Regions from separate parts of the Homo sapiens genome. Here region 2 is linked to region 1. Evidence: chromatin loops called from intact Hi-C (ENCODE). Cell type or tissue: endothelial cell of umbilical vein. All regions are shown on one strand.

Region 1 (5,000 bases):
ATGCTCATAATTATTATAATTATTGCTAATACCGATAATATTCCTACTGCTAATGTATTTCCCTGGCAGTAAGAGCTTAGTGTATTCTTTGGGTTAACATCTTGCCCCGCATGATCAGGAAGTCTTGCTAAGCAGCTGTTAAATGCCCCTGGCTTTCCACCTTTCAGAAAAGTATCATTCATCAGGAGTACAAATAGTCACGTATGTAAACCATCCTGGGGTCCACTTATATGAGACATCCCTGGCTGTCAGGTCACTGCCAGATCATGTTCAAGAAGCTCTTTTTAGGTTCCAGAGGTACCCAGAATGTAGAGTCATCTGCTTTTTCTTGTATTTTCATCAGAGGTATTTTTTTTCCTTCTACTGGTTTTTTATCTACAATAGCTTTGTCATCTGCTTTCATATGGTGCTAAATGTGCTGAAGAAAATTCTAGTGTGTGTTGGTGAGTGTTACTAGGTTCCAATGCTGACAATTCACAGATATTATCTGCAGCAATTGGTGTTGAGAACAAGACAATTATTTTTGCTGTGGTTTTGTTTGTTCAGTTTTAACTTGGGTTTTGATTGGAGGAGAAGTGTTGGGGAAAGGCAATTGTTTCTCTCTTCTCACTTTGCAAGAAGGGAACGGTATTGAGGATTGTGGGACTGGTTTGAACAAAGCAGGCAGGCTAGAAATAAAGAGAGCAAATAGATGACTTTAGGATGCAGTCAGCAGTTACAAGACCATTGTTTCTATCCTCATGTTCCTTCTGTCCTTCCGACACCCATTTCCTGGTTATTAGATGTGGACCTCTGTATTTTGTAGACCTTGTCTACGCTACTGCTTCCTGAATTATTCATAGCAAATTGGGCATGAAACTTACAAAAGAAACTCATCCTGAGAATTATCCCAATTTAGTACAAGGCTTGAAAAACAAACAAAAAGCAGAGTTTACTGACTGTCCATACCATAGATCCCTGATGGTCCAACTCTTGTCTCCATTTCAAAAGCCCTGATGATCCTTTTCCTTTTCCCCTTTTGTGGCCCCACATGATATATGAAATTTCAAGTTTCTTTGCCTTGGGCTGGAACTACAACAACTGATGAATTTGTGCTGATTGTCTTATGCTGATCTGAATCTCTGATTGATAGAGGAATCCCTGATAAATAAAAATGGGGAAATAACGATCAATTTATGTAGATCAGAATTTCTTAACGATATCATTTTCATTTTCTCTGAAGAACATATTTTAACATTTATTGCAAGGCAAGTATCCTGGCAACAAATTCCCTCAACTTTTGATTGTCTGAGAAAGTCTTAATTTCTCTTTCACCTTTGACGAATAATTTTGCTGGATACAGAATTCTAGATTGGTGGTTCTTTAGTTTTAATACTTTAAATATTTCACTCGACGCTCCTCTTCCTGTATGCATGGTTTCTGAAGAGAAGTCCAATGTAATTCTTATCCTTGCTTCTCTATTGGTAAGCCCTCTTCCCCGACCCTCAGTTTCTCAAGTTTGCCTGTCTTTGATTTTCTGCAGTTTGAATAAGATATGCCTAGGTGTAGTTTTTTGGTATTTTGATTAGTGTTCTCTGAGCATCCTGAAACTGTTGTTTGGTTTCTGTCATAAATTTTTGGAAATTCTCAGTCATTATTGCTTCAAACATTTTTTCTGCTTCTTTCTCCCATCTACGTCTAGTAATCCCATTGCATGTATATTACACTTCCTTTTGTAGTTGGATATTCTGTTCCATTTTTTTCAGTTTTTCTCTTCAAATTTCAGGTTTGGAAGATTCTATTGATATTCTTCAGGTTCACTGGTTTTTCCTTGGCCATATCCAGTCTATTGATCCATGGCATTCTTCATTTCTGTTGATTTTTTTTTTTATTTCTACCATCTTCTTTTGAATTCTTTTTTACAGTTTTCATTTTCTGCTTACATTCCCCATTTGTCCTTGCAAGTTGTCTGCTTTTTCCATTAGAACTCTTAGCATATTATTCATAGTTACTTTAAATCCTCAATCTGATAATTCCAACATCTCTGCGATATCTGAGCCTGTTCTGATGCTTACTCTGTTTCTTCCAGCTGGTTTTTTTTTTTTTTTTCGTCTTATAGTATGCTGGTGGTACTTTTATCTTTAAAGCCAGACATGATATACTGGGGTAAAAGAAACTGGAGTAAATAGATTTTTAGTTTAAAGTTTTATGTTTCTGGCTAGGGATCAAGCTGTAATTATTGCTTGTTGTAACTGTGTCAGAGGTTAAAGTTTCCTCTGGTGTTCTTGTTTTTGATTTCCCTGTTGTCCCTAGAAATTTATTTTCAAATACCATCTGAGATACAGAATTCTTTCATTTCCATTCCCCTCTTGTTATGATGAGCTACTCCTATGGATGTGACCATGGGTGTGGGGGGAGGGAAATCTTCTATAGAGCCATGAGTAGGCCTCAGTATTTTACTAAGCCTGTGCCCCTGCGCCGTGAGCTTCACAAGTGTGTCTCAGGGTTGCTTTTCTTCCCCCGCTCAGGTGAGACAGGAAGTGTAGAAGGGGCTGCAGTTGGGTATTTTCCCTTCCCTGCATCATTAGGCTCTGGTAATATAATTTCTATTGAGGGCAGGCCTTCATAAGAACAGGATGCATGTGTCATATTTCAAAATGGCTGCCTTTGCTCTCCCCCTGCTGGATGCATGAGGGGATTTTTCTTTGATCCTTACTGTGAGAACCTCCTAGGGCTCTTGAACCTCCTAGGGCTCCTATTGAAGTGTGGAGTCTCCCAAAGTCTGGAGCTCTCATGTTTTGACCCCTAAGACTTGTGCACACTGAACCTCCAGCAACTCATCAGTTCCATTTTAGTTTTTCTATCCTGATACTGGCTCCCGTAGAGGGTTGTATGGTTGGTTGGTGTGGGTTTTTTTTTTTGTTTTGTTTTGTTTTTTTGCTACTGGGCTTCTGCTCTTATAAGTTGTGATTCTCTGTATCCACCTGTCTTTTCCAATTTAGGGGCAGTGTTTTGCTCTGTGACATCTCTGAGGATCTCTTTTTTTTATTTTTATTCTTTAAGTTTTAGGGTACATGTGCACAATGTGCAGGTTAGTTACATATGTATACATGTGCCATGTTGGTGTGCTGCACCCAGTAACTCGTCATTTAACATTAGTTATATCTCCTAAAGCTATCCCTCCCCCCTCCCCCCACCCCACAACAGGCCCCGGTGTGTGATGTTCCCCTTCCTGTGTCCATGTGTTCTCATTGTTCAGTTCCCACCTATGAGTGAGAACATGCGGTGTTTGGTTTTTTGTCCTTGCGATAGTTTGCTGAGAATGATGGTTTCCAGCTTCATCCAAGAGTTGTTGACTTTCGGTTTGGTCAGCTTTTTCCTTTTCATGTGAAAAGCATGATGATGATGACTCCAGCCTGTTTAGGTGCTTTAATGGAAGCTGGAAGGTGTTTGCTCCAATAATTATCACTTAACAAATTCAGTCCACATAGTCCATCAGTCAAAAAATAATCATATGGGCCTTTAGTTGTGAAAAAGTGGGAAATAGAGTGAACATCGGCTTATAGTTACTACTATTTGTTCTTATTAATGGACTTTTTTGAAGGAAAAATAAGAAAAGCATATAAGGGAGGGAGTGGAGGAGGTAGTCAGAGACGAGGAGTGGGTATAAAGTCATTTCTGCCTGTTATTCATGAGGAAAGAATTATCAGGACCTTCATTACCAGTCCTCGTGTTTACATAGGGCAGGCTTATTTAGGAGGCATCAGCAGTGTTCCACATGAATGAATTTGTCATATAACTAAGCTATCATCCTTTAAATGGAACTTAAAACATTGCAATCCTTTTTGATAGAGTTCTTTTTCTAAAATATATTATTGTTTTGTCTTATTGAGCAAAACATGGAGATTATCATTTGTCTTATTTTGTTACTCAGGTCATTATTGAAAACATCAGTCACAGAGTGACTCTGTTGTAATGTGGAGTAGGTAACTGAGGCCATCTACACCTAAACACACTCCCTGTCTGGCTTCATAATGCCTAGCTTAGTTACCCCTCTCCTCAAACACTCCTAAAACCCCTACCCCACCTACTCCACCTAAAATAAAATTAAATTTATTAATTACTATTTTATTTGTGTCTAAGCTAGTCCAATTATCTCCTAAAATCATCTCGTATATCACTTTGTGATATACATACAACAATTAGGAAACCCAAACCAAAACACTGTGCTGTAGGATAGGGAGAATGGAGCCTATTATTTAATTACTCACCAGACTTTATGCATGAAAATCGTTTTCTGGCCTATAGGCTAAAAAGTAAATACATGCATAATATGTCATTTGTACTGTGGTGTACTATGGAGAAAAATAAACCATGGCCAGGGGCTTAAATGGGACTAGAGATAGAGGTGGTCTTGGAAGCCCTCTTTGTTAAGATAATATTTAAGTAGAGATCTGAAGGAAGTGAAGAGGGAAGCCATTTGGATATTGTGGAGTTGGAAGAGGGAACCTCATATGCCAAAGCCCTGTGGCAGGAGTATGCTTTGGATCAGGAAACTTAAGAAGAAGATATGATTCTGAGAAAGGGAACAAAAGCAGGAGTGAGAGTGAGAAAGGGAGAAGAAGCAGGAGATGAGAGCAGAGAGATAGTGGGAAGCTAGATCACTGAATTAGTCAGCTAGTGCCACAATAGTGCTGCATAAAACTCATGGGCTTACAAAATAGCATTTTTTCTCACTTTGGACTTGTAGGTTCGCTGGGAGGACTATAGACTGAAAATTGGGCTCAGGCTTCTTCCACATATGTTCATTCTGGGGCCCAGACTGAGGAGCCAGCAGCTACTCACCCAGACCTGGTTGATGGAACACCAGGGCGCAAAATGACAAGCTAGCCACTCATGCACATTGCAAGCCTCAATCCTGTCTACAAACATCGTGCAGGCCAAAGCAAGGCACAGAGCCAAGCTCCAAACACAGTGGTGGGAAAGTATACCCTGCCAACAGTAGGAGGGGAAAAGATATG
Region 2 (5,000 bases), 120 kb before region 1:
GACTAGCATTTGTTTCCACTTGTTGTAGTGAGGATGTGTTTAAGAAGAGGGGTTGAGAGGGAGGAGCATAAGGGATGGTTGAAATGAATGGATGAATTATTAGAGGTGACCCCTTGACTTGTGGAGACGAAGCCCAAATTCAGCAGACTGAAAGTCAGCAAACATATCTCACAGCTTTAGTATATCATCATATTTATCTTAACGTGGTGAAGTTTTTCAATTTCCTGTTTCCACAATTGCCCGTTGGAAAATGGAGACACAATAGAATCTTCCAAGAATGGACTAGTGCTAAAGTAGGTTAATTTTCCTCCTTTCCTTTCAAAAATACAAACAAAGATCTTCTGCTCCCCGCAGATGTAATTGTTTATTCCTGATAGTAAAGTCATTTGTTGCAGCCATAAGTTGACGATTGATAGTTTTGGTGTTATATATCAAATGATCCCCAGTGGCCAAAAGTAGCAGATGAGTTTCCCTGAGAATTTAATATCAGAAAAGTCACCGGAGGAGAGGAGGGAACAATTGGCCCAATGATGAGTTAATGCAAAGTATTTTGAGATATTCACTGTAAAGTCGCTTCACTCTTGCTGGCTAAGCACGTCCTAGTCAACTATGACAATGGAAAGGCAAGCCGTCTTAGTCTTTCTTTGTTACCCAGGAGTGTGGTTTCCACTTCTCCAAAGCCTACTTCTGTCCTATCTCTATAGTTAGTGTGAGGGAGATTTGATTGGTGAAATGTTTGTGTCCTCTCCAACGTGGTATCTACATGTAAGTGATTGGTACTGCTCGAAGGTTGCCAGAATGAGTATTGTACCGAAGCCCTTATGGTTATATGACTCAGTTATAATGGTTCAGTCTCTTTGATACCGGATGGCTTTTTGGAAGACCATTTTTCTGTTATTTAACAGTTGTTAACAACAACAACAACAAAAAGCTTCCTGGTTGTGTTTGATAGAGTCTAGGGGAAAAACAAAGCCACTGTTGCCTCCTCTCCATCCCCAAGGAGAATGTGGGTCAGGGCTGGAGGCCGGCTCTGGGAATCCCTGAGAAGGGAGCATTATTAATGTCACCACCACTGTGCCTGCTGAGCTGCTCTGTGCTTCCCCCTTGCACAAGAACCAGGCCCAGCCAGGGAAAGGAAACGCAGGCCATTCCCTCAGAGCCGAAGTTAAGGGAGAAATAATAATACAGGCACAGGAGGACCAGCAGCAGCCAGAGAGGAGAAGTGACAGGGACCGAGGCAAATCCAGTCTCTCCCCGGGTTTCAAGAATTTGAGAAACACACCTCTTAAAGATGAAATCAGCTGTGCGAGAGTGTGAGGCCCAGGAAACCTGGGAGTCTGCTGTATAAATACAGCAAGTGGCTCACACTCATCCACCCAAGTGAGCACTTTTGCAGGCCCAGCATCTTTTAATGGCGACAAAACAAGAATAAAGAATGTAAGTGGGTGTCTGAACTTGACCAACATTTTGATGATGCGATTTTTCCAGTTTCGCACACTAAGAGGCTTCTGTGATTTTGGATTTGTTTTATATATGGCAGATCTCTAGAATGGTAGTGTTGAGTCTCTGGGGTTTTGAGCAGCTTTGTGGGGGGCTGCTGGGCGGGTGCTGTACTACTGAATAACTATGAGGTTCTTCTAAAACATCCTCCGAACACTCTGAGTTTACTCTGAATGCTAATGGGATTAATCTGATCATTTTAAAGGTGCATGTATGCATGCTGCAGGGTGTTCCTTTCCCAGTTAATTAGTTTGTGACCCTTATTAAGATGTCTCAAGTCTGAGGCTGATTAAGGCTGCATGGTAACTTTGTCTTTTTTCCTAATTTGGAAGCGCGTAAATGGTTAAACTCCTGGCCTGGGCTGGGCTGGTGCACAGCCTGGGCCCGGCGCGGCGGGGGTTAAGGTGGGCGCCCGCGCCCCGCGCCCCGCGCCCTCCCGCCGGGATGAGAGCGCAGTCCGCGCCGCCAGCCCGCCCGCTCGCTCCGAGGCGGCACCGGGAGAAAGTGGCGGTCAGGGATGGAGCTGCTGCCATGACAACCCCGGCGGTCGGGGCCCGCGCGCGTCGGGGCTGCTCCCGGGAGGAAGGCGGCGCGGAGGCCGGGGGCGGCCGCTGAGCTTGGCGTCCGCGCGGCTCCGGTGCGGGCTGCGCCGCGCCTTCCCCAGCGAGCTACCGAGCTTGGGGCCGCCGCGGTCCGCTCCCGCCGCCCGGCCTCTCCCTCCTCGGCCACCGCCGCAGCCCCTGCCCCGCCGAGCCCCGCCGGACAGCGGCGGCCGCAGCGCGCATTTGGGCTCCGAGGAAGTTGACCGAGGCGGCTGCCGCAGGATCCCGGGCCCGGATCGCACGAAGCCCGCGCGGCCGTCTCCTCCGCGCGCCACCCCTGCGCCTCCCGCGAGCTCCACTTCCCATCTGCTATTGTTTCCGATTGTTTTCCGGTGGCGAGCCCGGCTCCGAAACTTACAAAGTGTTGGATGTCCCCCGTTCGAACTGAGGGACTGCAGACCGCCTCTGGGTAGCTGGATGAAGCCCACCCCGTCCCCTTCTGGTACCAAAGTGCTTACTCCTCTCCAAAGTGCCGTGTCTGAACTGCCGCTGGGAAGAAGCGGCTCCTGAGACGCGCCCACACCTTTCACCTGCCGCGCGCTTCCCCCTCCTCGGCCACCTTCCCGGCGGAAGCAGCGAGGAGGGAGCCCCCTTTGGCCGTCCTCCGTGGAACCGGTTTTCCGAGGCTGGCAAAAGCCGAGGCTGGATTTGGGGGAGGAATATTAGACTCGGAGGAGTCTGCGCGCTTTTCTCCTCCCCGCGCCTCCCGGTCGCCGCGGGTTCACCGCTCAGTCCCCGCGCTCGCTCCGCACCCCACCCACTTCCTGTGCTCGCCCGGGGGGCGTGTGCCGTGCGGCTGCCGGAGTTCGGGGAAGTTGTGGCTGTCGAGAATGGGGGTCTGTGGGTACCTGTTCCTGCCCTGGAAGTGCCTCGTGGTCGTGTCTCTCAGGCTGCTGTTCCTTGTACCCACAGGAGTGCCCGTGCGCAGCGGAGATGCCACCTTCCCCAAAGCTATGGACAACGTGACGGTCCGGCAGGGGGAGAGCGCCACCCTCAGGTAGGGAGCTGACATTGTTCTGCGAACTGATGGTTTGTATGGGGTCGGGGTAAGGGGCAGGGGTGCAGGTGTGTGCACTGAGGCGTGCCTGGGTTGGCGGAGAGGTCGCTGGTTCCCTGGGCTGCACAATTTATGGCTGCGCTGGGGGCTCTGCCCGGGAATGTGGCAGTCGTAGGGAAAGGCTCAGAGGTTCTGGCGGTGAGCTTTTTCCCAAAAACTGGCCTCTGCGGCTCAGGCACTTGTTAAAGGTGAGGGGTGGCTGGACCAGGTGGTCGCCGAGATTGAGGGACTTGTGCCTGGCACTGTCTGTGCCTGAGCCTGGTGGCCGTGGTGACAGGGGGCTTGGAGGGGCTCCCCGCGAGCAGTCTTCTCTGAAGTTAATGAGCCCCAAAGGAGGGGTCTGGCTTGGAGTGAATGCCCCCACTCGCCCATGCCATAGGGCTTTGCCAGCCCTGGCTCCTGCACTCTGGGAGAGCCGCTGCTTTGTCCTGGGCCTGACTGTGCCCGGGCTTTCCTGGGGTGCCTTCATGCCGTGAGCTGGTGGGCAGACAGAGATGCTTTCTCCTGTCTGAACGTGGCTTTCTGAGGCCCAAGTCATGGAGTCTGATTTGTCCGTGGAAAATGGCATTTACTGTAGTGAACTGTGTTCTGTTCCTGCTCTCCACCAAAACGGTACATGCAAAACTCGTCTACTGAAGAGAAACTAGGTTTCAGTGTTGGGTTGGGTCCTGATTGGCTTCTGGGGTTAAGGCTTACAGGCACTGGGGGAGGAGAAGAAGAAGAATCTTGGTTATGCTTTGTGTAAGGTAGAATGATTCTATCTCCCTGATTACCTTGCCTGCAGAAACGCTAACTGAATTTCCAGTGTTGATAAACCACACCTCTCATATGCGGGCAAAACACTTAATGATTGCGATGGGAAATTTTATTCTCTGGGATTTTATAAGAGAATAAGCATGAGGTGGACGTTAAGAAGGTTCATGGGAACGATTTCCCTGCCTCTCCTTGGTTTAGTCTGCCCTCCTAAATAAAGTTTTCCAAACTAAGCGACAGAACTAACCACAAGGCAACATGGCAATATTCCTGTCCTTTGCACATGAAGATTTCTGGAAAGATAACCCTGGTGCTGGTGTCTACTGTTTTGCCCCTCTGATGACTTCTTCTAGGATTGGGTTGTTTTGGACTGTATACTTAAGGCAATATCTATAGGATAGAAAATGGTGAAGAGGAGGCAATGTCAATACAGAGCTGAGTTATCAGGACATTGCCAAAGGAAGTGTGTAATTTAGGGACCCGTGCAGGGCTACAAGCATCCAGTGATCCTTTGTCTAGGCAAAGCTTAACCTCATGGCTCTGGTGAACTCCTAGTTATTTGTTGGCTCACGAGACCCACCTCTTCCACTCTTCTGAGCAAAAATAAAGCAACTTCCTTCCCCCACTCAGAAATGATTGTGTATCTGCTTTAAAAATGGATTTCAGGGGAGTTACAAATATGCAGTGATTTCAGACTACTTAAATAAAAAACCAAAAATAAATGTCTAGAGCAGTAATAATCAAGGAAATTTTCTTGTTCAAGAAATGCTTGTTCTCTGGATGCCCTCTTTGTCCCTAGTCCTTGGCTGCAAGGAGGGCCTCCCAGGGACAGAGACATTCTGAATGGGGAACATTTTAGATATAAATGGGATTTTTTTTTTCAAGGAAAAGGTGTAAGGTAGCTCTGTAGAGACTTGAAGATAAATAAACAGGAAGTGGGTCCTGGCAGACAGAGACCAGGCCAGAATCTGGTCTCCAGAAGGTAGTCTTCAAGGCTTATCAAAGTCAGGACTGTCCAGAGGGTGGCTGCATTCAGCAGAGGCTGAATCACGGGACAGGCCTGATTTAGGAGGAGCTTCTTTTTGAAA

What was found. A loop is a pair of places that touch in the nucleus more often than their neighbours do. Peaks named below come from ENCODE experiments on the same cell type or tissue, not always from the same donor. Only the 100,000 strongest peaks of a DNase experiment are listed, where the experiment ranks them.
Region 2: it touches region 1 in a loop (2.8-fold over the local background); 16 of 110 quality-filtered maps call a loop at or near these places.

What each region holds. Positions count from the first base shown.
Region 1 is chr11:132,026,174-132,031,173 of GRCh38, forward strand. The region is part of intron 2 of NTM (neurotrimin); the gene reads left to right. Among named protein-coding and RNA genes, the nearest start is that of NTM-AS3, 130 kb to the left of the region's middle. In endothelial cell of umbilical vein, a CTCF peak has its summit at 2,653 (motif pointing left); a DNase peak (open chromatin) is centred at 2,648.
Region 2 is chr11:131,908,550-131,913,549 of GRCh38, forward strand. It overlaps NTM (neurotrimin), which reads left to right. Exons shown (of 9, transcript NM_001352005.2): 2 at 3,015-3,099. Among named protein-coding and RNA genes, the nearest start is that of NTM-AS3, 14 kb to the left of the region's middle. RefSeq lists an enhancer at 2,626-2,920. In endothelial cell of umbilical vein, CTCF peaks have their summits at 2,995 and 3,197; no DNase peak of the experiment used is centred here; H3K4me3 peaks cover 842 bases; H3K27ac peaks cover 258 bases; H3K27me3 peaks cover 478 bases.